Linked DNA regions of Homo sapiens: region 2 is linked to region 1. The links are chromatin loops, found by intact Hi-C in ENCODE. Cell type or tissue: ascending aorta. All regions are shown on one strand. Links, peaks and the distances in the headings refer to the core of each region. The heading gives the core; the rest is flanking DNA. Region 1 has its middle 80 kb from the start of FHL1. Region 2 has its middle 78 kb from the start of SLC9A6.

Region 1 (16,190 bases), core at 3,069-11,068:
TTTTCTTTTTTCTTTTTCTTTTTTTTTTAACTTTTGTTTTAGGTTCATGTGTATTTGTACAGGTTTGTTATATAGGTAAACTCGTGTGACAACGGTTTGTTATATAGATTGTTTCATCATCCAGGTACTAAGCCTAGTACCCATTAGTTATTTTTTCTGATCCTCTCCCTCCTCCCAGCCTCCACCCTCAAGTAGACCCCAGTGTGTGTTGTTCCCCTCTATGTGTCCATGTGTTCTCATAATTTAGCTCCCACTTAAAGTGAGAATATGCAATATTTGATTTTCTGTTCCTGCATTAGTTTGCTAAGGATAATGGCCTCCCACTCCTTACATGTTCCTGCAAAGTACGTGATCTCATTCTTTTTTATGGCTGCATAATATTCCATGACTTATATGTACCACATTTTCTTTAGCCAATCTACCATTGATGGGCACTCAGGTTGATTCCATGTCTTTGCTATTGTGAATAGTGCTGCAATGAACATTCATGTGCATGTGTCTTTATGGTAGGATGATTTATATTCCTTTGGATATTTACCCAGGAATGGGATTGCTCAGTGGAATGGTGGGTCTATTTTTAGCTCTTTGAAGAATTGCTACACTGTTTTCCACAATGACTGGACTATTCATTTTCTTAATGGTGTCATTTGATGAGGAGAAATGTTAAATTTTAATTGTTTCATTTATCAATTTTTTCTTTTAAGGTTAGTGCTTTCTGGGTCTTATCTAAGAAACCATTGCCTATCCCATGTCATGAAGATAATTGCCTATGTATTATTTTAGAAGCTTTAGAGTTTCAGCTTTTGCCTTTAGGCATATGATGCATCTAAAAGTAATTTTTAATTAAGTGGTGAGATAGGGGGTCAAAGTTCCTTTTTCTTACATAAGAATATCTAGCTGTGGCTAGGTGTGGTGGCTCACGCCTGTAATCCTAGCACTTTGGGAGGCTGAGGCAGGTGGATCCCCTGAGGTCAGGAGTTCGAGACCAGCTTGGACAACATGGTGAAACCCCGTCTCTACTAAAAATACAAAAAAAATTAGCCAGGCATGCTGGCAGGCACCTGTAATCTCAGCTACTTGGGAGGCTGAGCCAGGAGAATAGCTTGAACCTGAGAGGCAGAGGTTGCAGTGAGCTGAGATCACGCCATTGCGCCCTCCAGTCTGGGCAACAAGAGTGAAAGTGTGTCTCAAAAAAAAAAAAAAAAGAAAAAGAAAAAAAGAAAAAGAAAAGAAAAAAGAAAAAGAAAAAGAATATCTAGTTGTTGGCCAGGCGTGGTGGCTCACGCCTGTAATCCCAGCACTTTGGGAGGCCGAGGCGGGCAGATCATGAGGTCAGGAGATAGAGACCATCCTGGCTAACACAGTGAAACCCCATCTCTACTAAAAACACAATTAGCTGGGCATGGTGGTGGGTGCCTGTAGTCCCAGCTACTCGGGAGGCTGAGTCGGGAGAATGGCTTGAACCCTGGAGGCGGAGCTTGCAGTGAGCTGAGATCACACCACTGCACTCCAGTCTGGGCAACAGAGCGAGACTCTGTCTCAAAAAAAAAAAAAAAAAAAGAATATCTAGCTGTTCCCAGCTCCATTTGATGAACAGACTATCGTTTCCCCCATTAAATTGTCTTTGCACCTTTGTTGAAAATTAACAGGCAGTACCTGTATGGGGTTATCACTGGACTCTCTATCCTGTTCCATCAATCTATTTGCCTGTCTTTATGTCAGTACCACACAGTAGCTTTAGAGTAAGTGTTGAATACAGGCAGTGTGAATCACCCAAAGTTTTTCTTTTTCAAGTTTGTTTTGTTTAGGTCTTTTGCATTTTCAAATAAATTTAGAATAAGCTTGTCAATTTCTATAAAAGAAATTGACTGGGATTATAAATGGGACTGCATGAAATCCAGAGATCAATTTAAGAGTTTGGCATCTTAACAGTATTGATTCTTCCAACCCATCAACATGATATATCTCTCCATTTATTTAGGCCTTCTTTAATTTCTTTCAGCAATATATTCTATTTTTCAGCCTAGAGATCTTGAACTGCTCTCATTATACTTTTTCTGAGTGTTTGAAATTTTTTTAATTTTATAAATAATAATGTGTTTCAAATTTTCTTTTCCCAGTTTTTCATTGCCAATATACAATTCGTTTTGTACATCAACCTTTTATCTCATAACCTTGCTTAATTTGCTTATTAGTTCTAGTATTTCTTTTGTAGATTCCTTAGCTTTTTTCTATACACAATTATGTTATTTGAAGAAAAAGTTTTACTTCTTTTTTTTCCAATTTCTATATCTTTTATTTCTTTTTCTTGCTTTATTGCACTGGCTAGAACCTCCAGTATGATGTTGAATAAAAGTGATGAGAATGGACATCCTTGCTCTGTTACTAATTTCTAAAAGAATATTCTGGCTGCTGTGTAAAAAAAAAAATGGTCAGTGAACAAGTAAAGGCTAAAGATATAAATTTGTGATTCATGAATATATAGATAGTATTTAAAACATGAGCCCTGATGAATAACAACATTTAAAGATTGGGAAATAACTTAAAATAAAAATAAACTGATAGCAGAACTGGAAAAATGAAAAAGATGCTGCCAGGAGGCCAGAAATAATAACAGATAATATTTATTGAATGTTTACTATTTACCATGACCTATTCTAAGCACTTTTCATATATTATCTTATTTACACTTTGCATGAGTAGAGGAAATAGGGAAGTAAAAGACACTGCAGGAGAAGCTTGAGGATGTGCGATATCACAGAAACAAACTAACCAAAAAGATTGTCCTAAGAATGAGAGAATGACTGACTTTAGAATATCACTGAGAAGCTAAATAAGGACAGAAGAATGTTCCTTGGACTTGCCAACATTGAAGCAAGAGCTTCAATAAAGTGGAGAGTCTGGAAGATGGGTTGGAGTGGGTTGAAGAGTGGATGGGAGGTGAAGAGGAAGAGGCAGTATGAGTAGATAATTCTTTGGAGAAGTTGGGCTAAGAAGGGAGCAGGAAAAAGTATCAGATGGAGAGGGCTGTGGGGTCAAGGAAGGAATGTTCGTGCCCCTAGTGTACCAGCCACACTATCCTTGTCCAGCTCTCCCACACTTGCCTTTGCCCACACTTTTCTTTCCATATGCCAAGTTCTAACTCCATCCTTCTCCATCTGGCAAACTCTTTTCTTCTAAGACCCATCTCAAGTACCCCTTCCTCTGTGAAGACTTCACTAGCAATCAGGGTAAAGTGAACCACTTCCTCCATCATGCCCCTAGGTATCATGTACACACTTCTATTAGAGCACTCAGCACATTGATTTTAATGTAATTGTTTTATTTGCTGTGTGTCTCCCCTACTCTACTATGGCTTCCTCGAGGACCATGGGCAGATTTTACCCATTTTTGTTCATTCCCTTGTTAAAAATCCTCCACTGGAAATGGGTAACTGGCAATACAGGTGTGTTCAGGTTGTAAAAATTCATCAAGCTCTACACTTACATTCAACACAAAGGTCTTTTTTTAATGTACAAAAAATAAGTAATGTAAAAACTCTTTCCCTATCCCATTTATTTCAGGTTAAAATCCAATTACTGAGTACCTACTATGTTTCCAGCACTGTGCTAGGTTCTTAGATAATCCAAGCAGGCACCTTTGGCCTTCCTGTCCCTTTCCAGCCCTTGGTCTGTGCTGGCTGGAGTCTGAAGAAATCATAAACATGTTCTGCCCCAAGATAATTGGTTCCAGGATGGTCAGATCCTTGCTTGGCTCTGTAGGATACTTCACGAGGAGCTTGAAAATGCTGGATAAACAAAGGGGATGAATTTACAAATATTTTGGACTTCATGTTATCCTGTTAATATACTTCTGGAAAGTAGCAAAGTCTTTTGCAATAATACCTTAATATTTCACATTCTGCTTGTGAGCTATTATCTATATATTAATATTCCTGTTGGGCCATATGTCATTAACCAACAACCAGCGAAGTTCTGAGAAACTGATCTTTGAACCAATGTGATGGAATGTTCTACCTACTTTTTAAAGGCTCAAAATAAATTTTTCATATGTTTATCCAAAAAGTTAAAAAAGCAAACATCTTATTTCTTCATTTTTAGTATTGGAGTGTATTACTTACACTTAATCTGTGTTTAGCAATCTGAAATAGGGCCTTAAGAGTGTTTGAATTCCTGGACCTCTTTCACATTTCTGGACTTCAATTGAGTGAGATGAAAACATTGCAACAGTGGCAATCTGTAAACAGGGAAAATCAACCCATATTTAGCAATTGAAATAGGAATATGACTTGTGTAACATTCCAGTTTTGAAGTTTAGCTTTGGCTAAATTGTCTGACTTCAGCTAAATTGCTCAACTTTCCTGAGTCTTAGGATCTCCATCTTATAAGATGGAAATACTATAGTCTGTAAGATTAGCAATGAGAAAGAATATACTAATAATTGTAGAGCTTTTTGCTAGGAGAAAGTATGATTACTCATATGAATTGCTTTATCTGAGGGAAAGATAATAATTCTGCCCTCCAATTACAGAACCTTCTGAGGTGTTCTCATGTAGAAGGCCTTAAGAAGACACAGGAACTTGTACATTTAAAATGGGTGTTGATGGTGTATAAATATACTTCACAAAAGCTGCTTTTGAAAAAAAACATAGGTCCATTTGAGCACAATGTCTCCAATCTAATAGAACCCACTAAAGAAACTTCTCTCAGGTTCTTATGCCAGGAAAAGCTGCACTCATCCTGAGCAAAACTATGGTTTATCTTTTTTAAATTTTATTATTTATTTATTTATTAAATTTATTTATTTTGAGACGGAGTCTTGCTCTGTCGTCCAGGCTGGAGTGCAGCGGCACAATCTCAGCTCACTGCAACCTCCGCTCCTGGGTTCAAGCGATTCTCTTGCCTCAGCCTCCTGAGTAGCTGGGACTACAGGTGCGTGCCACCATGCCTGGCTAATTTTTTGTATTTTTAGTAGAGAGGGGGTTTCACCATGTTACCCAGGCTGGCCTTGGTCTCCTAACCTCGTGATCCACCTGCCTCGGCCTCCCAAAGTGCTGGAATTACAGGCATGCGCCACCGCACCCAGACTGGTTTATCTTATATACAAGACAAACTTGATCTTGCTTCCTTCTTTCCTTTGCCCACCAGGAAGCCCAGAGGCAGGTTTGTAATTCACTTAAGGCATTCCAGCATACTGTTTTAATTTTACTTTTTGTTTCACTTAATTTTCCTTCCTACATTTTCCCTTGGTCATGAATTTTATCTATTGATCATTTTTTATCCTGTTACATTACACAGGTTGGTGTAACCCACTTCATATCCTCTTTGGAAGGAGGCAGTATGTAACCAACCAAACCACTACCTTCGGTTACTTATTAATTAACAGGAAGGCAGTATGAACATAACAAATGCTACTCCATGTTGGAAACACCATTGCTGCTAACCTTTTTAGAGAGAGTGAAGGGGGAATGGACTCAGGCTCCACTTGACTTACTAGGTTACTTGGCCATAACAATCTCCAAGAATAGGTGTGCAGATAATGACTGTATGTAAATATCCAATTAAATATCTTTGAAATTTATAAGGCCAAAGCTAATTTATTATGCTTTGAGACACTTATTTCTCATGGACACTCTGTACCCATCTGCCTAGCAAGAAAGAGACACTCTGGAACAGAAGGTCAAGCAATAGGTGATGGTAGGCAACATTTCCATTTTCTCAGTGTACTTGGAATAAGAATTCCACTGCTCACCATGGGCTGGAAGACCCCAAAGAAGCTGACTGTTGTCTGTCTCTCCAACCTCCTGTCCTTCCACTCTCTCTCTTGTTCCACAGGCCACTATCGCCTCCTTTCTGGAAATGTCTGGCTTTTCCCCATCGTAGAGACTTTAGATTCCTTTGTTCCTTCTGCTTGGAATGTTCTTTTTCCAGCTCTGGGTTCAGGCAATCCTTTCTCCATGAGGCCTCAGCTGACATAGCACCTCCTAGGAGAGGCCTCCTCTGACCACCCTTTGTTTCTTTCCTCATAACCCGCAATTAGATTATTTATTTGTCTGCTTGTTTTTACTCTGCCTCCTTCACTAGACTGAAACCTTCTAAGGGCAAGGCTATCTTATTCATATGAAGAATATTGAATCTCCATAGTGGTGCCTCCACAGGGACTCTTACCATCCCCTCCTGCTTATTTCCACTATAGCTCTAATCACAACCTGAAAGCTGCTTTCTTTGAGTTCTTGGTTATGGCCTGGCTCTCCCTATTAGACTGTGAGCTACATGAGGGCACGAACCGGGTCTCCCTGGCTCACTTCTATATCCCCAGTACCCAGCCCAGACCCTGACACTGGATCGATGACAGAGCCTCAGCTTTTACATTTAGGGCAAGCACCATGGTCACCTCTTCCTGAGTGAAATCACTTGCTTTTAACTGTTTGATCTAGAATTACGGTGGCACTGGCTGCTGGTTCCAAAGGAAGAAGAATGAAGGAGAAATGATCTTTCTATTCCTGTTATGCATGTAAATCATGGAGGATTTCAGCACAACTTTTGAATGGTATTGTAGGAATGCAGAAGTGCACAAGCAAATGTTTAGGCGACTGGAAAACTTTCTGTGTTACTTAGCAGCTGCAATATTGAGAAACATTTTTTATGCCTTGTGTGCACTGTGAAAAGGCAAATGGCCTCTCATTTTTGAGCATTCTCCAAACTCTTAGTTTAAAAAACTTTTTTCATATTTTAAAAGTATCAATGAAACCAAACCATATAACACAGGCTACATTGACTAGCTTAGAAATTCCAGTGGTTATCAGGAAATAACAGGGTTAACTGCTACAAGTTGGAGGAAAGTAGTAGAGTCCACAATTTTGAAGGAGTATTGTCAGAGGTGGAGCAGCTGCTGAGAGTTGTGGCAGAGTGGATCTGGCTGGGGATATTGAGAAATCAACGTGGGCCAGAGAGGAGGGAGATATGGGAACCAAATCGAGTCTCCACCTTGCATCCTATTTCTCCTAATATGATTCATGCCTTCCTCCCCTGCATCTGGCTTCTTGCCTTGGTAGCTTGTCTTTATGCAGTTAACAGATAGGTTTTTATTTTATGGATATGATATCGTGCCATACTAATGTAATAAGACCTAAGCTTAAATGTCTAGGGAGTGTAACCACTACACATGGATGAATTCATTTTGTCTATTATCAGCCTAGCAATTGCTGAGCTGATGGGGTTTATTGTAAAAATCTTGACTTGCTTATGTCCTTTACCAGCAGAACATCTGCTTGCAAGTTCAAACTTCAGAGTTCCAAGAGGATTCAGGAAGTGGGTTTGCAGCCTAAATATACATTCAGTTGTTTTCAGTTAGAGGGTAACCAACATCTCTTTCTTATTTTCTTTCTTTCTTTTTTTATTTTGAGATGAGGTCTCACTCTGTCATTCAGGCTGGAGTGCAGGGGCACCATCATGGCTCACTGCAAGCTCCACCTCCCGAGCTTGAGCAATCCGCCCACGTAGCTGGGTCTACAGGCATTACACAGGTGCATGCCACCATCACCTGCTAATTTTTGTATTTTTTTGTTGAGAGGGGGTCTCACCATGTTGCGCAGGCTGGTCTCAAACTCATAGGCTCAAACGTTCCCCCCACCTCGTCCTCCCAAAGTGCTGGAATTACAGGTGTGAACCACTGCACCCGGCCTCTCTTTCTTATTTTCTAATATTTCAATGCAGAAGCCCCTTAACACTACTTATAGACAGTTGTACAACTTGACATGTTACTTCTCAGGCACTTAGCCTCTTGAAGTATCCGTTTATCTAATTCCACCTAAGCCTGTGGTGATTTTGTACAAAACTGTGCTAAAACACCTTGCATGAAAAATACTCAGATCATGGTTTTTCAATTATGAATTGGATTGGGGCCTGTTTGCTAAAGATAACGAGAATGGAATCTTGGGAACACTAAACACTTAGGTCCAAATAAAACAAGCCCTCCCTACTATCCCCTCCAACCACATACTTGAGAATCTGCACATCAGCATTACAGATTTTATCTGTGCTCCTCAGGAAACTATCACCACGCTTCCCAAGAGATGAGGCGGGTCCCCCTCCCTATTCTGTCTTGTTTGGGGAAAGTGGAGACAAGAGTGGCATGGCTATTATTTTGTTGCCATATAAGGAAGCATTCTTTTTATTAATAAGCATCACTTTAGGAATAAAAAAAAATGCAATTTAGCCTTGTAGAAACATGTCAAGATTTATTCATTCATTCACTCAACAAATATTTGTCCAACTTCTATAGGTATGAGGCACTGTGCTAGATGCTGGGGATATAGCAGTGAACAAAATAGACAAGGTCTCTAAGAGATTACATTCTAATGAGACTCTTAACAGAAAAGGGTCCTTGTGGATCGTTCAGACCCTTATTATCTCGTCAGGACTGTAACACTATCCTTCTAGTTATTTTTCTACTCTCTCCTGGTCAACCTTGGCAACACATTCAGTTAGATTTTTTTAATAATTGCATAATTTAAAATATGTATTAATATAATACATTTATATAATACAAAACAAATAATTCAGAATCGAAAGTCATATAATAAAAAACCACAGGCCGGGCATGATGGCTCATGCTTGTAATCCCAGCACTTTGGGAGGCCAAGATGGGCGGATCACCTGAGGTCAGGAGTTCGAGACCAACCTGGACACCATGGTGAAACCCCATCTCTACTAAAAATACAAAATTAGCCAGGCATGGTGGCAGGCGCCTGTAATCCCAGCTACTTGGGAGGCTGAGGCAGGAGAATCGCTTGAACCCGGGAGGCAGAGGTTGCAGTGAGCTGAGATCGAGCCATTGCACCCCAGCCTGGGTGACAAGAGTGAAACTCCGTTTCAAAAAAAAAAAAAAAAAGAAAAACAACAGTCCCCCTACCCACCCTTTACCACACCCTAGTTCTGCTCCACAAAAGCAGCCACTTAAATACTTCTAGCTGTTTCTTAATCGTAATTATGGCCACATTCCTTTACAGTATGATTTTATTGCTGTTTCTAGATTCATCCATTTCAGACACCATCTATTGATTTCTTGTTATGCTAGAAGAGCACTAGAGAGATGAAGATCTACCAATTTTACACTATATAGTTGTACTGTGTTGTAAAATAAAACAAGTGTATTTACACTATTACAACTATGTTAACAACACTTATTGTGGAGCCATCAAGCAATATACTATGCTTATTTTTATTTTCTTTTCTGTTGCCTAGGCTGGAGTGCGGTGTCACAATCTCGGCTCACTGCAACCTCTGCCTCCTGAGTTCAAGCAATTCTCCTGCCTCAGCATCCCAGGTAGCTGGGGTTACAGGCACATGCCACCACGCCCGGCTAATTGTTTTTGTATTTTTAGTAGAGACGGGGTTTCACCATGTTGGCCAAGCTGGTCTCGAACTCCTGACCTCGTGATCTGCCTGCCTCGGCCTCTTTTCTTGTCACATATATTTTTTTCCTGGAACCTCTAATTACCTTTAGTTTTGTTTTGTTTATCTATCATTCACTTATCGTAAATTCTTTATAGCTTCTCCATATTCTATCGAGTCCCCCTTTGCTTCTTCAGACATGACTTTTCTTTTTTCCTTTTCTTTTTTTGAGACGGAGTCTCGCTCTGTCGCTCAAGATGGAGTGCAGTGGCACGATCTCGGCTCACTGCAACTTCTGCCTCCCAGGTCCAAGCGATTCTCCTGCCTCAGCCTCCCGAGCAGCTGGTATTACGTGTGCATGCCACCACGCCTGGCTAATTTTTGTATTTTTAGTAGAGACGGGGTTTCACCATGTTGGTCAGGCTGGTCTCAAACTCCTGACCTTGTGATCAGCCCCCCTCGGCCTCCCAAAGTGCTGGGATTACAGGTGTGAGCCACCTTGCCCGGCCCAGACATGACCTTTCTAGGGCCTAGCATCTTCCTATGCCAATCTCGACTACTTGCTCTCTAGGTCTGTTGCACATGCACACTTGCCATCCTGATCCTGTCCCATGCCACTCTCCAAGGTTGGATCCAGTTTCCTGAACCCCAACTGTTCTCTAGACTTGTTTTATTCCCTTGTTTTGCTACAACATATCCTCCAGTAGTCTCTAAGTAGGATGCACAAGAGAGAAAGTTTCTGGTCTCTTGCATTTGTGAAAAAGGTCTTTAACCTCACACTTGATGAGTATTGTAGCTGGGAATGGAATTCTGGGTTGAAGATGATTTCTCTCACATTTTTATAGCATTGCTCAGTTATCTTGCAGCATCTAGCATTGCTCTTGAGAAGCTTGATACTGTTCGGATTCTCCTTTGTATGTTGTGTGACTGATTCTTTGGAGGGTTTTAAGATCTTCTCTCAATCCCTGTTGTGTTGGCATTTCAGCCTCTTCTGTGCCTGGTGTCTTCAAGTCATGAGCCTCTCAAATTCACGTGCTCAGATATCTCGTTTGAGGAGATGTATAGTGAGCACCATGTGATTCAGGGCGAGGGTGAGAGTGAAGGTAGGGTAGGGGATGAGGGTGTTGTCTAAAGCACAGCTCTGCTCATGTAACTCCTCTGCTCAGAAGCCTTCCTATTTATCTCTTGCCTAGTGAGATAAGTCCAAACTTTTTATGCCCTCTAGGATACGGCCTAACCTACCTGCACTGCTTTAGGGGGTTACTACACTTCAGTTATTACCTCCGGGCCAACTAGGGTACTTGACACTTCCTAAACACAATAGGTGCATCTCACTTCCATTGCTCTTCCTGTGCATTGCCACACCATCCTGCCCTAACCACCTCACGCAGCTGGAATTGCCTTTCTCATTGACCTGTACCTGTCAAAGTCCCGCTACCCTCCAAAGCCCCAAAAGGTACTTCCTCCATTAAGAATTGACTTTATTCTCATCATAACTTTTGGTGCCTCCTTGGGCTCAGTCTTGGCTTTCTTCCATGTGTTCTAGTTATTGATACACAGAACCGTACTATAAACTCTGAGACAGTAGTGATATAAAATTTTGTTTTGGCTCCAATGGCACCTAGCACAGTGCATGGCATATAGTAGGTACTCTACCAATGCCTGTGAAATAAATACATCTTACATTTCTGTAAGTGTGGAAGAATACCATCACATTTTAACAGCTTTATTGAGATATCATTCAAATACCGGACAATTCACCCATTTAAAAGGTACAGTTAGGCCAGGAGTGGCGGCTCATGCCTGACACCCTGAACTTTGGGAGGCCAAGGTGGGGAATCACTTGAGCCCAGGAGATCAAGACTATCCTGGGCAACATAGTGAGACTCCATCTCTACAAAAATCAACAAAATTAGCCAGGCATGGTGGTACACACCTGTGGTGGCCCCAGCTACAAGGGAGGCTGAGGTGGGAGGATTGCTTGAGCTGAGGAGTTTGAAGCTGCAGTGAATTATGATCATGCTACTGTACTCCAATCTGGGTGACAGAGTGAGACTCCTCAATAAATAAATAAATAAATAACATACAGTTCAATGGTTTTTAGTATTCATAGAATTGTGCAACCATCACCAAAATCAATTTTGAACATTTCCATCACCCCAAAAGAAACTCTGTAGCCATTAGTAGGCATTCCCTATTTCCTACCAACTCTCTAGCCCTAGGTAAACAATAATCTATCTTCTGTATCTACAAATTAGCTTACCTAGTTATTTCACATAAATGGAACCATAAATATGTAAGTTTTTAACGACTGGCTTCTTTCGCTTAGCATAATGTTTTCAAGGTTCACCCATGTTGTAGCTTGTATCAGTACTTCATTCCTTTTGCACTTGGAGATCCAGGTATCCCAGAATTTGTTGAAGAGGCTATTCTTTCTTTCCGCATTGAATGGACTTGGCATCCATGTTGAAATCAGTTGATCATAGACTTATTGGTTCATTTTTTGACTCTTAATTCTATTCCATTGTTCTATATGTCTATCCTTATTCCAATAGCACACTGTTTTGATTACTGTAGCTTTGTGGTAAGTTTTGATATTTGGAAGTATGAGTTCTCCAACTTCATTTTTCTTTTTCAATATTGTTTTGGCCATTCAGGGCCCCTCGTAATTCCAAATGAATTTGAGGATTGGCTTTGCCATTTCTGCAAAAACTGCTATTGGAATTTTGATAGGGATTGTATTAAATTATGAATCAGCTTGGGGAATATTGGCATCTTAACAATATTAAATCTTTTGCACCATGAACATGGAACATGTTTCCATTTATTTAGGTCTTCTTTAGTTTCTTTGCATGATGTTTTGTACTTTTCAGAATAGAAGTTTTGCATCTCTTTTGTTAAATTTATTTCTAAGTAATTTACTCTTTTTGATACTATTGTAAACTGAAGTGTTTTCTTAATTTTATTTTCAGATTGTTACTATAACATTTTGAATAAGATACAAAAAATCACCATGATCAATCAAAGTTTAAAATCAAAGGTTGTTAATATATATTTTTAGGTTGTTGTTTCAGGGCTTCCTGTGTTTTACAATGTCCAGCACAGTAACAAGGCTTTAAAAAATTATCACATTAGTATGTTTTGGTAATGTGGAAACAATTGACCTCACTAATGGATTTAAGATTATCATAAAAATTCTAAGCCAATACTATCATATCTGAGAAAAGTTAATGTGAAACTGTTTACTTTGGTTGTTCCAGAAACCTGTCTTCTAATAGTTAAAGTATTTAATATGCTCCTTGGGTGACTGGCTATTTCCATAATTATAGTTCTTTCTCTAAAAAACGTGGAAAATTCTTGGGTGTTGGCATTAAATGTCTTGTTTTCTTTAATGAACTGAAAATCAGATCCAATCAGATTAAAATTTTCTCAAGGACCAAGATCTGGACTCTGCAGTTAATGTTCTGGATGAGTTTTGTTTTTTGCAGTAGACATAAATTCACACCAACTCCTCACCTAGAGAAGTCAGTCCCTCCGTTTCTCTATTTTTCCCTTAAGACATCACACTTAGCATAGTCCTCTCTCTTTGAATTGCTGGTTCTCCTTGCTTTATGCCTAATTAAATAATAAACAACTTTATCAAAATATCTAGTATGTTATTGGCCAGAAATCAAGTATACAGTGAACATTTATTTTACTTGAAACAATATTTTTTATCTTAAAAAAGGTTTTTATGCTAGTCAGGGTTTTAGAATGTTTACCCAGATGTTGTGTCAACTTTTAAAAAGAAATTTCATAGACGGGAGGCATTTGAGAAGTTGGAAAGGACCTTAGAAATCCAGCACAGGGGTCTGTGAGCCAAGTTCAGCCTGTAGGCATGTTTTACTTGGCCCTGGTGGTATTTTAAAACTATTTAAATTAGTTGCCAACATTTACAAGTCATAAAAATCTGGATTTCTGCCTTTTCTTGAAAAAGTGGGTAAACCTGGCCATCTCAGGGCTACACTGCAGCATGGCACATACTGGGTGCATATGCACTCCATCCAGTTTCTCAGGGTCCTCCTGTAGGCTCACTTCCATCAGTTGCATGACCTGCTGACCCTGGGGGAGGCCCCTTTGCATCTGTGACTCCTGAGCTAACGTAATCCCCTTCTGAGGTTTTGAGACTGAGGTTTGGAAAAATCATTACTGCCCAAAGCTAGTCAACAGCTAATCAGTTGTCAATTTCTTTTCTTTTCTTTTTTTAATATTTATTTATTTATTTATTTATTTATTTATTTATTTATTTATTATGTATTTATTTATTCATTCATTTATTCATTTATTTTGAGATAGGGTCTCACTCTGTTGCCCAGGCTGGAGTGCAGTGGTGCTGTTACAGCTCATTGCAGCCTCGACCTCCCCAGGCTCTGGTGATCCTCCCACTTCAGCCTCCTGAGTAGCTGGGACTACAGGCATGTGCCACTATGCCTGGCTAATTTGTGTGTGTGTGTGTGTGGCGAAAGGGTTTCGTTTCTCCCTGTTACCCAGGCTGGTTGCAAACTCCTGGGCTCAAGCCATCCATCTGCCTCAGCCTCTCAGTGCTGGGAATATAGGCATAAGCCACCTTGCCCGGCCTAGTTGTCAATTTCTTAATAATGCCAAGAGTATTATTTATAAAACAGATAAAGTTAGAGGAGGGCTAATTATTCTACATTTTCAAAGGACTTTCTTGCTTGAATGGCATCCCCATTGATGTAGTTAGGCTTTTAAAATATAATGAACTGACGGAGGATCCAGGGAAGAGCCACAGCAAATCAGAGTGATTATACCTAAAAACAATAAAATGTGTTCTGAATCATCATCGTTTCAATCTATCTCCCAGTTTATATCTGACCTCCTCTTTAAAATTTTCTTTCTTGTCTTTCTTTTGTTTCTCTCCTCTTCTTCCAAACCCTATGATTTATTTATGTATCTGGGTCACAACTAAGTTAGTCCTTAATCATCTGTTCATTCATTAAATATTTATTTCAACACTTACTAGCTGCCAGGTGCTGTTCTGGTCACTTGGGATAGCACAGTGAACAAAAGGGACAAAAATTCCTTGCGCCACTTACATGCTAGTGGGAGAATGAGATGATAAGTAAACAAAGAAGATCATTTCTGATAGTTATAGGCACTCCGAAGGTGTAAAAACAGGACAATGTGACAGCTGGGGTTGGGGTCTATGAAGCCAGCCATATCAAAGTGTGGGGAAGAGTGATGTAGGCTGAGAGGAAAACAAGCACAATGGCCCTGAAATGGAAACAAGCTTCGTGTGTTCAATGAAGGGACAGGCTAATTGGTAGGAGCTGAGATGGGGGAGGGGGGCAAGGGACAGGCATGCAGGGCCTTGCAGGCCATGGACATAGGTTTAGATTTTATTCCGCATTAGGAGCCCTTGGAGGGGTTTCCTTTATATTGGCCATGACTTATACAGTTGTCTCGCTCTTGATATCCATGGGAGATTGGTTCCAGGACCACTCACTGGTGAACACCAAAATCCACAGGTATAATCCCTGATAGAAAATGTTGCAGTATTCACATATCACCTATGCACATCCTGCCGTATACTTTAAATCATCTCTAGATTACTTATCACACTTATTACAATGCAAATGTTATGTAAAAGGTTATTATATTGCATTTTTAAATTTTGTATTTTTTTTGTTGTATTATTATCTTTTACTGTGAGGTTTTTAAAGAATTTTTCTGCCAGATGTGCTGGCTCACATCTGTAATCCCAGCACTTTGGGAGGCTGAGGCAGGCAGATTGCTTGAGCTCAGGACTTCGAAAGCAGCCTGGGCAACACAGGGAACCCCCCCCCTTACAAAAAATACAAAAATTAGCCAGGAGTGGTGGCACCTGCCTGTGGTCCCAGTTACTCACGAAGCTGAGGTGGGAGTGCAGCAGGAGAATAGGGTCTGGAGGCAGGAAACCTAGGGCTGTTTCACGCCAACTTCCTAGAACTAAATTGAAAAGAAAACCCTAACTTTCCATGCCTAAGTAACAAAAGGACCAGAAGTGACTCCCTTTGCAAACCCTCACCTTTTCCGCATGGGCAGAAGAGAAATTTAAAGTATCTCTGATTGGTTGCTTTTTGCAACCAATCAGACGTTTGTACAGGAATGTGACCTTTGTAACTTCACTTCTGATCACAGGCTTACATGAGGTGAGCACCAAGTGGCCAATGGGAAACCTCTAGGGGGTATTCGAACCCAAGAAGATTCTGTATCTGGACCCTTGAGCCACTGCTTGGCTGGCTCCCACACTGTGGAGTGTACTTCCATTTTCAATAAATCCCTACTTTCATTCTTTTGTTGCTTCATTTTTTCCTTGCTTTGCTGTGCGTTTTGTCCAATTCTTTGTTCAAAATGCCAAGAACCTGGACAACTTGTGGTCAAGACCCTCTACCACTAACAGGAGGATCACTTGAGTCTGGGTGGAGGTTGCAGTGAGCTAAGATCATGCCACTGCACTCCAGCCTGGGCGACAGAGCAAGACCCTGTCTTAAAAAAAAAAAAAAAAGAAAGAAATTTTCCATTCGTGGTTGGTTGAATCCACGGATGCAAAATCCACAGATATGGAGGGCTAACTGTGTTTCTTCTGAGTCTTCCGCAGCAGACTGCATAGTGCTAGGCATATAGGAGTAAGTAAATACACACTAATGCGTTGACTAGTTGATAATTGGGTCAGGGACCCTAAGCAATCCTCTGGAAGCAGACTGGCACTAGGAGGACCTGGAATGGCAAAGCTTAGGAATGCTTCATTTGCAA
Region 2 (16,190 bases), core at 5,444-13,443, 51 kb before region 1:
ACTTGGTCAGGTGAGAGAGAATGGTGGCCTAAGCACAGGAATACAGTAGGGGTCGAAAGGAGGGGACAGATGCAAGAGACATCTGGTTGGTGTTGATTTGGAGACTAGCCGTAGTGAATGGGTGAGGGGGACAGGTTACAGTGATTACCAGCAACCTGGATTGGGCAAATCAGTGGATGGGGTGGTGGGAATCACAATTTTAGAAGATACCTATTAGGACCAAGAGATTGAGAGATGTAGCGGTCAAAGCACAAATCTAAATTTGTTTCTGGATCACTTAGGTAAGGGTAGGTGGAGCCCAATTAAGAAAAGAGGGGAGGGAGAGGAGGGCTAAGGGCCCCAAACAAAAAGGCTGGGAAAGGATACGAGTTTGAAAAACACCAGGGTTTGCCATCCATTCTCTCATTATAACCTAAAAACATCTGGAGCTTTTTGCTATGGGTGGTGTCTGGGGAAAAATAATTGCTTTAACCAAAGTACAATGGATGGAGGAAAAAATAAATTATTTTCCCTCCTTACGAAAAACAGAAAGCTACAGAAGTTCTCAGGGAATGATGGGTGGTGTTATTAGGAAACTTTCAAATGTACGTCACTCTGGATTTCAGTGTATTCACCTCCAGTCTGGCCAGAAGAATGAAAATATATGTTGTGGGCTCTCTAAAACACAGTTTTTAGCATTTTCCAGAAGGGTCAAGGGCCAAGGAATGAATACTGGATGTGGAAAGGAAGCCACGGCTAGTTGGCCAGTCTCTTTCTGGTTCTGTGTGGGTTTGCATGCAAGCTAAGAGACGGCTTCGCTTTTTGCTTTTCCTCAGAAGCTGTTGCAAGAGTTCTCAAGCAAATCCAATCTAGTGTCCAAGCCCTCTGGTATGCTGTTCTCAAACACTGTGTGCCACTAGCTTGCTGAAACAGTCCGTGCCTGACCTGCTGTCTTTATGGAAATTTGAACCAAATAGCAACTGTTGGGATGGAGGTCATCCAATAGGCATGGATACAAACTTTCAAAATATTGGGCTTTGCCTCACTAGAAGGAAATCAGCAAGTGACAGTATAACTGAAAAAAGAAAGCTTAGGGGTCTATATTAAGATGAAGGAAACATCTGGTTTTTGTTTTCTCAACTTTTATTAATTCATCAGAGGTGTGAGTCACCAGTACACTCAGCCAATGTTTCCAAAATGAAGTCCTCATTGCCTCCGGAGTGGCTGGGAAAAGTCACTTCAGAACTAACTTGAGAGAAAGATGATGGACAAAGAGATGTCTTTTTTTTTTTTTTTTTTAAGAAATGTAGTGCTGGTCCTGATACGTAGAGGTCTTTCCTAAAATTGCTTGTGTTAAACCCCAATTACATTCCTTCCTCGGCAGGAATTTATTTCTTCACCCAGAAACTGTAGGACTGATGTGCTGACCTAAAAAACATACATTAAACGCAGAACCTCCCCTTTACCTACAAAGGCAGTCCAGGACAAAGCTGGCTATTCTATGTAACAATGGAGCCCACAGCTCTGCTCTCATTACACTGAGCTCTGTTCTTTCTGACCCATTGGTAGGGATGTCAGTAGTGCGATTCCAAACTCTGTTTCATAGGAAACCAATGACTTGATTATACAAATTCTTCCTTCATTCCTTCTGTCTGATCTAGAAAGTCAGAGGTACATCAGGCATGCTGCCTGCACTCAAGGAGCTCACAGTCTAGTGGTGAAGATAGCCTTGTCATTAGATACATGGTTTTAGAGCTCAGCATTTATTAGATATGTGGTTTTAGAGCTCAGCATTTCTAGTTTGTAAATGTAATAGATCAAAATGGCCATTTTTTTCTTGTAGAGAACTTCATGCCATCTTTTCATTATGCCCTTTAGCAGGATCAATAGCTTATTATTAGATATTTTTGGTATTTCTCTGATTTCTCCACTGATTTTATGTGAACAAGCAGCATCTGTGCATGTAGTTTCTGTACCACGCATTTGGAGTCACTTCTAAGGATGAACAGAAGAACTTACAAGGTAAATTAAAAGCAAAAGTAACTGGCACACTGCTTCTATCTGTGCTGAGCCAGTTGCCACTTCCTCTCCATAACCCTGGTATATTATAGAACTTTTTCTTGTTGTTAGGCTAAGGAAGAAACGAAAGGGTAGCTTCAGGCCAGTGGCTCACGCCCGTAATCCCAGCACTTTGGGAGGCCGAGGTAGGTTGATCACCTGAGGTCAGGAGTTCGAGACCAGCCTGGCCACCATGGCAAAACCCCATCTCTACTAAAAATACAAAAATTAGCCAGGCTTACTACAGAGGCTGAGGGGGGAGAATCGCTTGAGCCTAGGAGGTGGAGGTTGGTTGCAGTGAGCCGAGATTGTGCCATTGCACTCCAGCCTGGGCAACAAGAGCGAAACTCTGTCTCAAAAAAAAAAAAAAAAAAAAGATAGCTTCAGATACCACTCTAATTATACAGCATCTAGAGTCTGTACTTATAGACAATGATCCAATTCTATATCAAATAAAGCACAAACCAGGTCTTAAATATTTTAATGACATGACTGAATTCAAATAACAGTGTCTAGTTGGGTAGTTCAGGACAGAAATTTCCAGCTTGTGGGCATTGTAGTTTCTTACTGTAAGATAGTCTTTATATCGTGTCCCTTGTAGTAAATGAAAACTTCAATCTTTATAAAGAAAATGATGTCATCGGCTTGCCCTTTTCTCTAGTCCCCATCAGATTGAATTTAAATATGATACCGGCAAGAACAACAGAGTAAATGATCAGTTTGTGATGCATCTGGTCCAAGGGGGATTATTTTGACAGTCTGTTCTAACCATACAAACAATGTTTCCAATAAAAAGTTTTATTAGGTGTTGTCACAGATATAAATGTTTCATAAAGATAGCACTCCAGTTGTAAATCATACTTGAAATCATTCTAAAGTCACCTCATTAGATACCAAGAAAAACTATGTCTTTCACATAAATTCTGGCCTCGAGTGACTTTAAAAAAAAGGAGCAAAGAATAAAAAAACAAAACTCAAGCCCCAGCCATCTAAGGCTGAACTTTAAGAGAACTGACAGGAATAAGAAAATTTCCTTTGTCTGTTTTTGTAATCTTTTTAAGATCATACACTTCAAACATTTCATTATCTTCCTGGGTCCATCAGATTCTCCAGAAATGATGGAAGTGGAAAAATAATCTAAACTCACTTTTTAGAAAAACTCTGGCTCATTGGCCAAGCGCGGTGGCTCACATCTGTAATCCCAGTACTTTGGGAGGCAAAGGCTGGCAGGTCACCTGATGTCAGGAGTTTGGAACCAGCCTGGCAAACATGGAGAGACCCAGTTTCTACTAAAAATACAAAAATTAGCCGGGCCTGGTGGCGCATGCCTGTAATCCCAGCTATTCGGGAGGCTGAGGTAGGAGAATCGCTTGAACCTGGGAGGTGGAGGTTGCAGTGAGCTGACATCACACCACCACACTCCAGCCTGGGCGACAGAGTGAGACTCTGTCTCAAAACAAACAAACAAAACCTCTGGCTTATTGAAGTATGATTTATATGCCATAAAATTTATCCTTTAGCATATAGCTCTGTGAGCTTTGAAAAACATAGACGGCCGGGTGTGGTGGCTCACGCCTGTAATCCCAGCACTTTGGGAGGCCGAGGCGGGTGGATCCCCTGAGGCCAGGAGTTCGAGACCAGCCTGGCCAAAATGGTGAAATCCTGTCTCTACTAAAAATACAAAAAATTAGCCTGGCGTGGTGGCAGGAGCCTGTAATCCCAACAATTCAGGAGGCTGAGGCAGGAGAATGGCTTGAACCCAGGAGGCGGAGGCTGGAGTGAGCTGAAGTGAGCTGAGATTGCAACATTGCACTCCAGCCTGGGCAACAAGAGTGAAACTCCATCTCAAAAAAAAAAAAAAAAAAAAAGAAAAAAGAAAAACACAGACATGTAACTATCACCACAATCAACAGACGAATCGGGTTCATCTCTCCAAAAACTTCCCCTGTGCCCATTTGTAGTTAATCCCTTTCCCCACCCTGGGCTTCTGACAACCACTGACATATTTCCTGTCCCTGTAGTTTTGCTTTTTCCAGCATGTCATATAAACAGAAGCATACAGCACATAGCTTTTTGCAGACCTGCACTTTTGAAATTAATGACATTGTTTTCAGATTATAAAAATAATACATGTTCATTGTGGAAAAAATTAAAATATTTAAGAAATGAGACATGAAAATGCTACCCAAAGATAACCATTGTTAACATTTTAGTGAGGCTTCTTCCAGTCTTTTTACTCTATATGCATATGCACCCACACATTCAGAAACTTTGGAAAATTGAAATCCTACTGTATATAAGATTAACTCTTTCTTGAGAGTGAAAGGCATGAGCCTAATCAATGGGCTGAGGGATAGAAAAGAAACAGGCACAGAACAAGATGCAGAGGAGTAACTTTCCAGGCTGCCTTTGGAGGCTTGGTGGCCTCTGCATTTGGTTTCCCAGGCTGCTTGCATTCACTTGTTTTAAGCAAAGACCATCTTTTATTTTTTAAAATTGTTTTGTAGGCAAAGGGTCTTGCTATATTGCCCAGGCTGGTTTCAAACTTTTGGGCTCAAGCAATCCTCCTGCCTTGGTCTCCCAAACTACAGGGATTACAGGTGAGAGCCTCCACTCCTGGCCATCTTTTTGATTTGGATGCTGGCTTTTTCGTGAACTGAAACAAACACATTCCCAGGTTGAGTTCGATGCTGGTTCCTCTGGGGACTGACAGTGCCCTGTGCTCCTCAGCTGCAGAGAACTCCTCTCACTACATTAGAATTGTTCATTTATTTTATCCATCTCCCCCACTAGACAGTAAGCCATAGGCTCAGACACCCTTGTCTCAATCGTCTGATTTCCCCCAGTGTTAGGTATACTGCTCAGCAAAAAGTAGATACAGGAACCTACCAAGAATGTGAGGGATGAACAAAGGAGCGAATGAATGAACAAACCAAGATCAAACATTCCCTTTACTGGACTAGTGACTGCCACTCATTTTCTTCTCTTCTGCTTTACCCACAGAAGAGGAAAAAATACCTTTTTGAGCATTACTCTGGTGGCTGTCACAGAAGGGGTGAATTCTGCTTTCAAATGTTTTGGCATTTTTTTGACTCACAGCTACACAACCTGACAAGATAGCCAACTAGCTACTTCTCATGTTTCTGTGGCATGCCTCATGCACTGCTCCATGGAGCCGACCAAAACCGTATTGGCTGGGAGATGTAAAGTGCCAAAAACGGACCTGGCAAGGAGAAAGAAGAGGCGATCTGCTTGGAGTTGCCATTGGTGGGCACACAAACCTGTGAGTGGCTCGTGCGTGCTTCTCCATGGCCATGCAAGCTTTTGCCCTCCCTGCACTTCACAGGGCTGGGAGAGAATGGAAAGTCTATGTTTAAGATCAGGGTAAGCTCACGTCTGTAATCCTAGCACTTTGGGAGGCCAAGGCGGGTGTCTCACCTGAGGTCAGGAGTTCGAGACCAGCCTGGCCAACATGGTGAAACCTCCTCTCTACTAAAAATACAAAAAAAAAAAAAAAAATTAGCCAGGTGTGGTGGTGGGCACCTGTAATCCTAGCTGAGGCAGGAGAATTGCTTGAACCCGGGAGGAGGAGGTTGCAGTGAGCCGAGATCCCACCATTGCACTCCAGCTTGGGCAACAAGAGTGAAACTCATTCTCAAAAAATAAAATAAAATAAAATAAAATAAAAAACAGGATAAGTTGAGAAAGAAGAAGGTAAGGAGAGGGAGAAAGGGAGAATTACAACAACAGAATTAAGGCCATTGTCATTTTCCCCTTTGATCTGAATCGTCAGCTATTTCCCGCATGTAATAATAATAGCGGTTGTCTCTTGTTGAAGCACCTAATCTGGGCCAGGCACAGGGTTAAGCCCTTTATAAGCATGGCCTCATCGAATCCACAGAACAACTCTCTGAGCTGAGTGCCATTGCTATCCCTTTCTTGCCGATAAGGAAGGAACTGGGGCTCAGAGTGGTTCAGCGAAGGTCCAAGATCACACAGCTACTTAGCACAGTGCCTGGCCTACAGTGAACACCCTGTCAATGGTAGCTGTCATGGCGATTATTACTATGATTAATCATAAGAAATGGCTGGTGCCACCATCGGCTCAAAGCAGACTGAAGTCTCAAGGCCCAAAGCAGGCTCTGAGGTGCAGACTCCCGGGGGCCTGCTCAACAGGCATGAGGACCTCGACTTCCCTTTGTGCTTCTTCAAGACTTGGGATGGTGGCTCCTTGGGTGGTGGGGAAAATGATGCCATACTTGTGTCTGGCTCCTTCTTGGTTCCCACAAATGTCCTTAACATTTTCCATTTTCTGAGTGGCTTTTGTGAAACTGCTCTGATGTGGTTGACAGAACTTATAGTGGGATCCAAGTCAAGCCTTCCTCCAGAGGAAAGTTGGAAGCCTTTAAGGGTCTTGTCAGTGCTCACGTAGCCCACAGCCTCCTGCCTAGCATTGGCCAAGGCCAAGGCTTCCCGGCAGTCAGCTCTGGATCACAGCACACTCATTGATTCCTGCGCTGTTTCCGGGGGTGGGAAATCAATCCCCTATCGGCCTGGCTTGGGCTTGCTGGGCCTTTTCTCCAGGGAGAGTTTCGCTGGGGCCTCTGATCTGCACGTGATGCTCTTCATGGTTCAAGGGCTGTCGTGTCCAACTCAAGATGATTTCCTTTTCCGTGTTTTCTGCAGCTTTTTTTTTTCAGGACCCTAGAAAAACTTTGAAACTTAAAATTACTCGTGTGCCAGGAATTCCCACAGCCTCCTTGTGAGGGGTAGGTGAGCACCATATGCTGTTTATACAAAAATAAATGGCTTCCCCCCATGAAGCACATGGGCCCAAATCACTGGCTAACCCCCTTTTTACCTTAGCAGCTGGAGCAATGGCCCTCTGGATGAGAATGCGTACGCAGATAGAAATTTGGCTCTAAAAAGCCCTGAACAGTTTGTTTGTACAAGAGCTTGGTCTCCTAGAGAGGCAGGTGGTGGGCAGGCCAGTGTCCCTCTGTGGGACTAGCTGAAGAAAGCAGGAGAAGACCAACATGCAGTGCTGGACAATTACCTTGTCCCTCCCCGGGGCGGACTTTCAGGGAGGTCACCTCATCTTAATCACCACTTCCCCAACATCATGAGCCCTAGGACTGGGTGCAAAGGAGGGGTATCTCTCTTTTTGAAATTAAAATACTTGAAGTTATCGCTTCACTTGGGCAATAGATGTCTATTAATTCATTCCTCAAGCAATTATTGAGTACTTACTATGTGCACATCTGAAATTGTACCAAGTGCAACTCCAACCACTTGCCCCAGTGCTGACCCAACAACAACACTGGGCCAAAACTAAAAGTTTGGAAGTGATGGAGGCTGCAAGTTGACAGCCTGGGCAGCTAGAGAGTGAAAGTGTCAGTTGCTGCATTTCGATGGGATTTTATTCAAGCATGTATTCATTCATTCATTCATTCATTCATTCATTCATTCAACCAAGATTCATGAGTGTCTACTGTGTGCCACATAGTGTGCTAGGCACTAGGGATATCAGAAGGGAGAATGCCAGCTGTAATCAAAGGGAACTTCAGATAACAGTAGCTAACATCTACAGAGTGTTTATGTGTGCCAAGCACCATCATGAGATGGCTTCTCTCTTTTAATGCTCATTCCAGCAGTGGCAAGGAGGTCCAGACAGATGGGGAAACTGAGGCTCAGAGATTTTACTGACTTACTCAAAGTCACATAGCCAGAAAGTGGCAGAAGTTAACTTGCAGAATCCAAGTGAGCCCAAGGGCCTGAGGTTGTGTTCTTTGCTGGTTACTACACATTACTGTACATTACTGCCTGCTGCAGGGATTAGCTAGCTGCAGCCCACAGGTCGAGTCCAGCCCATTGACTGTTTTTGTGCTGCCTGAGAGCTAAGACTGGTTTTTGTATTTTTAAGTGGTTGTAACAAATCAAAAGTATATTTTGTGACACATGAAAATTATATGAAATTCACATTTCAGTGACCATCAATAAAATTTTATTGGAACACAGCCATGCCCATTCATTCACGTCTTGCCTAAGGCTTTTTCACTACAGTGGTAGAGTAGAGCAGTGGTGATAGACCTATGGCCCGCAAAGTGAAAAATGCTTACTATCTAGCCCTTTACTGTCACTGACAGAAAAGGAAACAGATCTCAGCCCATCTCTGAGTTCAGGTGGTCCCCAGAGCCCTGCCTCCCTATCCCAGCTCTTCCTCAGCAACTCAGAAAGACCACCGGGGAGACTTGAGTGAGCATTTCAGATGATGGCTGCCTTTGAGTTATTTCCAGCACTTCCTTCAGAGTCTTTGAGGCTGAAATGTTTAGGGTGGTATTAGGTTTTTCATCAAATGTTTAGATGAAAATGTAGACAGCCGACTTGGGGTTATTTGTGAACAAAGCCCTAAAGGCAAATCTTATTGGTTTTTGCTGAGAGGTGCCAAATTATCTCAGCCTCCACTGGGAGCTGCTTGTGGGGCCTTATATGGGCATAATCTCCTAAGCCAGGCTTGCCTCACTCTGCGGCATGGTTGGATCCACTTTTAAGGTTATGTGTGAACATTTCTTGTCTTCCTGTTTGCTCAAGCTGTGGGGAACTTGGCTTTTGCCACACTTTAAGGGAACATAAATGCTGTCCACTTTGAGCACGTTTCATTTGTATGTCAAAGATGACAACTGCCTTCCTTTTGGAATTCTTCTCCCTTTATATTTGTCTGTAGGTGGAAGGAAGCATTTTTGTAAGTGCTGGAGTCGGGGAGATGTCGCTTCATTATCCTAGTTGCTTCCTGGGATTAGTGTGTCTGAAGAGATGTTGATAAAGGAAACATTTACTGTGTGTCTATAGGCAATGAATGTGTCTGAGGCATTCCATGGGCGTTAGCTTACTCAAACCTTGCAAAATGCCTTCACTCACTCTTTCAACAGGTATTTATTGAATGCCTACTAAATGCCAAGTCATGTGGTAAGCCAAGACAGTAATGGGGAGAGCTACTCCAGACTGGGAAATCAGGAACGGTCTCTCAGAAGACATTTAAGATGAGGTCTGAAGGATAAGAAGGTGCTGGCTGGGAGACTCTTCGTAATTGGATTGGAAATCTTGGTGCAGACATTTGAGTTAAGAGAGTTAATGAAAGAACTGCGCCAGCAACTCAGTTGACCAGAGCCCCATGCTGAGGAACCCAAGGCTACTGGGGATTTTGTTCTAGAGACCTCAAAATGGAACCCTAACCTAGGCTTGCCCTGGAAAATATAGCTCTGGTCCAAAGGAGATCAGCTGAGCAAGTGAGGCTCCCCCCACTATTGGACACCAAATTCTGCAAATGTTTATGGGGCTGTTCTCATAAGCCCAGCACTACCTAGGTTTTGGGAATCCAGAGACAAATCAGAGAGCAAGGAGCTCAGGGTCTAGTGGAGGAAATAAGTCATATAATCAAATAAATGACTCGACGATGTACTAGGTACAACAAAAGAAATATGTATAAGATCTCAAGGTAGCACAGAAGAGGGGGTGCTGAACACACTTGGGAGGCCCAGTAAACAGCCAAGGGAGGCTAAATTTTGAAGAGCCAGAAGGGCCCTTCCAGAACAAGAAACCTGCATGACCAAATGCCCAGAGACACAAAGCCACATGCCAGAGGCTTCATGCCACTGGGTCTTTGGGGAATAAGAAGACCTGTTATTTTCGAGCCTGAAGTACAAGGTAGAGAGTAGTGGACATTGAGATTTCAGCAAGGGCAGTTCAGGGTGAGCTTTGGGAATAAGTGTTTCGGATTTGAGCCACACTAAAGGTATGTAAACACAAGAAAGGAGATGTCTGTGTTAACTTGCCTTGATAATGCCCCTCTTGTTACCCAATCCCACTGGTTTCAACTTCATCTTCTGGGAACCTATGGTATTTCAAAGACACTGCCTGATCCCTTTCTAGACAAATTTTATGCTTTTGGAAGTGGCATTTCCCCGCTAAGTACTTTATACTGTTTTCTTACAACTTTGCAAAGCATCTGCCATATGGTATTTCTCCCAAGTGAGAGATTATTGCCTCTTTATTGGAGGGGGGGAGCTGAAATGAAGTCATCTGTCCACTGAAGTGACAGCTGCAAGCAGAGATGTACTCTCTAGGCAGCAGGCCTGCCGTCAGAGCCCAACCCGGTGCGCCTTCTCCAAGAGCGGCTGTCCCCTCCCAGCCTCCTGTCGCCGCTTTCCCTTTCTTCTTGCTTCCTGTTATATAAGAGCATTTTTGCAGAGATGAGCTCTGGGCTTGTTCTGAATATTTTAGGTGTCAAACATCCTGTTTTTCTCTGAGTAATGTGACCCTGTCAATGACCCACTGCATTTCAGAATGACATCATGGGATTCAACCGAGAATGGTTGAAGAGAAGTGATTATGGGAGCTCAGGGACCTCTGCTTGCCCCTTTACCTTTCAGCAAGTTGTTTGGAGATGTCAAACAAGAAGTCTGCAAATGAGTGTCTGCTTTGCACAAGAGCAGGGGTTGGCAGACTAGGAACTGCAGACCAAATCTGGCCCACAGAGCAAATCCATTCCCAGCTGATTTTGCAAATAAAGTTTTATTGGCATTCAGCCATGCTCATTTGTTTGAGTATTGTCTAAGGCTGCTTTTGCACTGCAATAGCAGAGTTAAGTTATGTAACAGACCCCATATGGCAGGCAAAGCTGAAAATTTTTACTATCTGGCCCTTGCAGAAAAAGTTTGCTGAACCCTGCGCTGAAGCTCTCTCCTCCTACACCCTAGGAAGAGGGCACATGGATTTAGCGTGCTCTCATCCCATGACTGAGTACCCGCCCATTCCTTTCCCCTCTTCCCCAAACACCTGATACAACAAAAAAGGTAAAGGTTGATTTTCAGCAAGCATATTGGGGCTTTCGTATGTATTAAATGTCATCAGAACTTGCACATTTATTAAATGTGTTGCCTTTCTAAGAAGTTCCCTAAAGAAATTGCACACACTTAGGCTAGGCACGGTGGCTCATACCTGTAATCCCAGCACTTCTGGAGGCTGAGGCAGGCGGATCACCTGAGATCAGGAGTTCGAGACCATCCTGGCCAACATGGTGAAACCCCGTCTCTACTAAAAATACAAAAATTAGCTGGGAGTAGTGGCACACACCTGTAATCCCAGCTACTTGGGAGGCTGAGGCAGGGGAATCACTTGAATCTGGGAGGCGGAGGTTGCAGTGAGCCGAGATCACGCTATTGCACTCCAGCCTGGGTGATAGAGCAAGACTCTTGTCTAAAAAAAATAAAAAGAAAAAAAAAGAAAAGAAAAATGAAATTGCACACTTATTCCAATGTGGCTGCCAGTGTGCCAGACATTGCAGGGAGTACTCTTCAGAGCCAAGCTATGTGACACCTGAGAAAATCCACTTCACCTTCTTTTTGGACCCAAAGTAGTGCAGCCTTGTTGGAACATCTGCCTAGTTGCCATGGATCAATGTTGGCTTATTTTTTCAAACAACAGCAAATTCAGCACTAAGGATATTCCAAGGAATTGGTTGCATGTTCTGAGGTTAGTTCCTTAAAAAGTGCTCAACATACGATGTCTTCAGAGGCAAGGTATCTTCACCCAAGGACTTGAGAGTCAAAGTTAGACTTTGGAAACAACTTTTGGAATTGTAGTGCATGTTTTCAGCATTTGGGCCATTCTATGTCTTACAAAATGAAATGTTCAGTGTGTGGCTCTCTCCTCTCTATTTAGGGACTGTATCCATACTTCAAAGGACTTTACCATCTGTCTTGTATTTCCCCATCTCTTCCCAGCTGCTGTTAGTGGATTTTGCTATGGCATGGTGCATTGTACCCATTTGGCTAATAATGGCATGAGCTGAGGGTTGAGGAAGCCCTCTGCTCAGTTCCGTTTATCACAGCCAAGTTTGGATAGGAAAGAGTCCCCTAGGAGCTGGAATGTGGTATACTATGGATGGGCATGTCAGCATTCACTGGCCCTGCTCATATCATGGACCACAGTGTGCTCTGGACTGCGGGGTGGAGGCGGTGTGGAGTTTGGTGGTTTTAGAAAACCGTGAAATGCCTACTTATTGCTCCACATTTTTGCTTTCTCATTTTCCTTAAGCCCATTCCACAATGAGGGTATTGGTGTGGTCACTCCTGAAGCAAAAAGATAACAAGTTGCTTTTCAGCTTTTTAGCTTTTTTGGTCATTTCTTACTTCTTTTCCTCCCCGCCTTTGCATCCAGAGCCACTGTCTCCCACACGAAGCGTCTTAAATTTTTATGAGCTCACAGTTGCTTCACTGATTTCTGTGCTGCCAGAGTCTGAGATGCAGGACTCAGCGGGGACTTGCTCAGATCTGTTTGTGTATATACTTCCCACTAAACTCGATGTGCTTGCATGAGTGAGAATAATCAAGTGCATTACTCAGAAGCAAGGAAGAGTAGGGCTGGAGCCACAAGAGCAAATCCCTCCCCAGTTCTCCTGGATTTGCACCACCCCACCTCACTACCCAGTTCTGGATCAATCAGAGGTAGCTTGGGTTGAGAGGCTCTTTTGTTCTGAGTTTTTTTTTTTTCCTTCAGAGACCAGAATTTAAGCTTGAGCTGCTTTCTCGCCTGGGGAGAGGAGTGGGACCCAGTCCTGATATTATGGGGCCCAGTCTTTGTGTCTTGGTGCCCAAAAGAAAGCTGAGACCCTTAGACCACTCATGGTGCAGAGAGAGGAGCTGGTCACACCATATATGTGTGTACTACACATTTCTTCATGAACATATATGCCTTTTGCACACATGGTGACTTGGTCCCACTGGACCTTTCCAAGGACAGGAATGATGTCTTCTATTGTTTGTGCAACATCACACATAGACTAGTGTCTTGGACCAGAGGACACATAGTCTGCTTAATTGTCTACAACAATATGTAAATAGCAAGCAAGTGGGACTTTGAGGCGTTTGTTTTTTTATTTTGAGCTTAATTTCTATTCTGGTAGTACTTAATAATCAAGTAATTTGTCTGTGAATCCTCCAAGGGTCGAATCCCACAGGACTTCCATCAATCAGCCAGCATCCAAAGGAACTTGTGCTTTGTTCATAAAATGCCTGGCATCACTGGTCCTTGGGAGATGGCCAAACTGGCATGGCTCGCCACGAAAGAGAGGGGTGGGGGAGGGACTCTTTGCTAGAGAGCTTTTCGGCTTGCAATTTTAAAAAAGGAAAGCGGGTAACTTCAGAACTGTTTACTGGAAGGCACAGGACCTCAGTTTTGATGCTGAGAGAGGGAGAAGTTGTCTTGGCAAGGGCTCTGTTTCGGTTTACTTCTTAGTATTCACAGGGGTAAGGAGCCCTGTTTAGTAAGTTGGACACGTTCTGGTGGGCAAAGCTTCTGGAGGTGGAAATGATGGCTCTTTGTTCTCAGTTGGGGAGGTTGGGGGGTTGTTTGAAGACAGCTCAAGGCCGGACAGAGATGCAATGCAGGGACTCTTAGCCCACATTCCTCTTCACTGCCTTCCAGAAAAGCTGAGATTGTTCAAAAGGACCATTAGACCTCCAGATAGCTCAGCCTTGCCCTGGGTTCTATCATTAGCCAATGGTCTACTGTTTTTCATGAGTGTCCATGTGTCCATGTGTTATCTGTGTCCCAGGTCTTACCTGTCACTGACTAACAAGTCTCCAGCACCGACCCAAATTTCTAAAAAGCTGCCGTCTGCCAGCCTCTCCCTTCAGCCTGCCATAGGGGGCAATTTGTTTTTTCTTCCTATATCAAGAGTCTGCCCCATCTGGAAACGTAGAAAAAGAACCTTCCCTAGTGTCCTCCTTTAATTAGTGCCAGAGGTGATGCATGCTGGGAGAATGTAGGCCACCCCTAGGGAACATCTGATGACTTATCTTAGATCCCAGCTGGGGCAGCACAGGCTCCTCACTTGGTTTACCATTTCCACTTGAGGATTGCTGCTCTCCTCTGAGGGTTACCTTTGATTGTTTGATTGACTGATCATTCACTATCAGTTCATTCATTCAACTTATCCAACATGTATTCATCCAACACTCATCCTACCACATTCCAAGCATTTGCCTAGATGCTGTGTTACAATGTGGGGCAAAACCAGACAAAGGCCCTGTTTCTATGGCATGTATATTCCTTCTGGTGAAAACAGCCAATAAACAAAAAAGAAACACACAAACATGGAAAAGATCCAAGAGTGGCAAATGCAACACAGAGAATGAAAGTAGGGTGATGTGATAGAGTGACTGGGGGGCTAGCTCAGATAGCATGGTCAGGACAACATCCATGAGCAGAGCAGACTTCAAACAGCAATCTGAAGGATAAGTAGCCAGACTTTCAAAGGTGAGGGTGAGGAGTATTCTAGGTATAAGGATGAGCTGATGGAAAGAGCCTGCTATGAGCTAGACCCGACATGCAGAGGGGAACAAAAGAGAAGAGGTAATTCCAGCTACGTGGGAGAGTAAGGTGGGAGGATCACATGAGGCCAAGAGTTTGAGATCAGCCTGGGCAGCATAGAGACACTCCATCTCCAAAAAAATATTTAAAAATTAGCTGGGTGTGATGGCTCATGGCTGTAGCCCCAGCTACCAAGGAGGCTAAGGTGGGAGGATCACTTGAGCCCAGTAATTGGGAGGCTGCAGTGAGCTATAATCATACTACTGCACTCCAGCCTGGGCAATGGAGTGAGACCCCCTTTCTAAAACTAATAATAATAAAATTAAATTTTTACAAAAAGAGGGAAGACGTCCCTTCTCCCCAGTGCTAATAATTTAGTTAGGAAGACAGACGGATAGATAGGCAGTTACAATGCAGTTAGATCAATGCTATGACAGGAAAAGCAGACAGAAAGCTCTGGAAACATAGAGTAAAGGTTCTGAAGGCTGAGTGTAAGGATCGGAGAAGGCTTCCTGGAGGAAGAGGCATTTAAGCTGAGTAGAAGTTAGCCAGGTCAACTGGGAGAGGATGTGTGGAGGGAAAAATGCTCCCCTGTCTAAGCAGAAGGGACCACAAGTGTGAAGGGCCACTACTCACAGTGCAGCACATATCTGAGGAACCAAGAAATGCTCACAGAAGTTCAGGAAAGGGGAGGGGTTATGGGATATGAGACCGGAGAGCAGACAGGGGCATGTTATGGATTTGGGATTCTGGTTCTGACAATAATGGAGAAGCCATTAAACAGTGTTAAGCTGGGGAGAGACATAATCCAAATTATGTTTTGAAAAGACCATGGCTCGGCCGGGCGCGGTGGCTCATGCCTATAATCCCAGCACTTTGTGAGGCCAAGGCAGGTGGATCACCTGAGGTCAGGAGTTCGAGACCAGCCTGGCCAAAATGGCGAAACCCTGTCTCTACTAAAAATAAAATACAAAAATTAGCCAGGCCTGGTGGCACATGCCTATAGTCCCAGCTACTTGGGAGGCTGAGGCAGGAGAATCACTTGAACCTGGGAGGCAGAGGTTGCAGTGAGCCGAGATTGTGCCACTGCACTCCAGCCTGGGTGAGAGAGCGAGACTCCGTCTCTCTCTCTCTCTCTGTCTCACACACACACACACACGAAAAAAAAAAGAAAAAGAAAAGACCATGGCTCTTGCTAAGGGGAGAGTGGGCTGTAGGGGAGGAAGGCTGGAGGCAGTAAGATCAGTTAGGAGACAAGTTCAGGCACTCAGGTAAGAGAGGGTGTTGGTTTGACCAGGGTGGTGGATGGAGATGAAGATAAGTGGACAGATTCATGAGACATGTAGAAGGTAAGACTGACAGGGCTTGATGAGGGAGTTGTATACGGAGGTAAGTGAAAGTGAAAGAGGAGTCAGTGATGCCCCTGAGGCTTTTGGCCTGAGCAAGTGGATATCGGCTGGTACTATTTAAAGAGATGGCAGAAGGTGAGCACCGTGGTGCATTCCTGTGGTCCCAGCTACTGGAGAGGCTGAGGCAGGAGGATCACCTAAGCCCAGGAGTTCGAGGCTGCAGTGAGCTATAATGGTGCTACCGCACTCCAGCCTGGGTGACAGAGCAAGACCCCATCTTAATAATAATAATAAATAATAATAATAATAATAAAGAGATGGCAGAGACAGAGTATGATATATGGTGAGGATATGGAGGCAAGGTGAGAGCTGTGCTCAGGACATTTTGAGTTTGAGGAGATGTCCAGCAGGCAGATGGAAATACAGGGGAGT

Evidence for each region. Peaks named below come from ENCODE experiments on the same cell type or tissue, not always from the same donor. Only the 100,000 strongest peaks of a DNase experiment are listed, where the experiment ranks them.
Region 2: it touches region 1 in a loop (3-fold over the local background); 8 of 110 quality-filtered maps call a loop at or near these places.

The regions. Positions count from the first base shown.
Region 1 is chrX:136,108,739-136,124,928 of GRCh38, forward strand. No RefSeq gene overlaps it. Among named protein-coding and RNA genes, the nearest start is that of FHL1, 80 kb to the right of the region's middle. RefSeq lists a silencer at 5,772-5,971. In ascending aorta, for the core only: no CTCF peak of the experiment used is centred there; no DNase peak of the experiment used is centred there; H3K27ac peaks cover 2,025 bases.
Region 2 is chrX:136,054,978-136,071,167 of GRCh38, forward strand. No RefSeq gene overlaps it. Among named protein-coding and RNA genes, the nearest start is that of SLC9A6, 78 kb to the left of the region's middle. In ascending aorta, for the core only: no CTCF peak of the experiment used is centred there; DNase peaks (open chromatin) are centred at 8,564, 10,202 and 13,139; H3K4me3 peaks cover 317 bases; H3K27ac peaks cover 6,937 bases.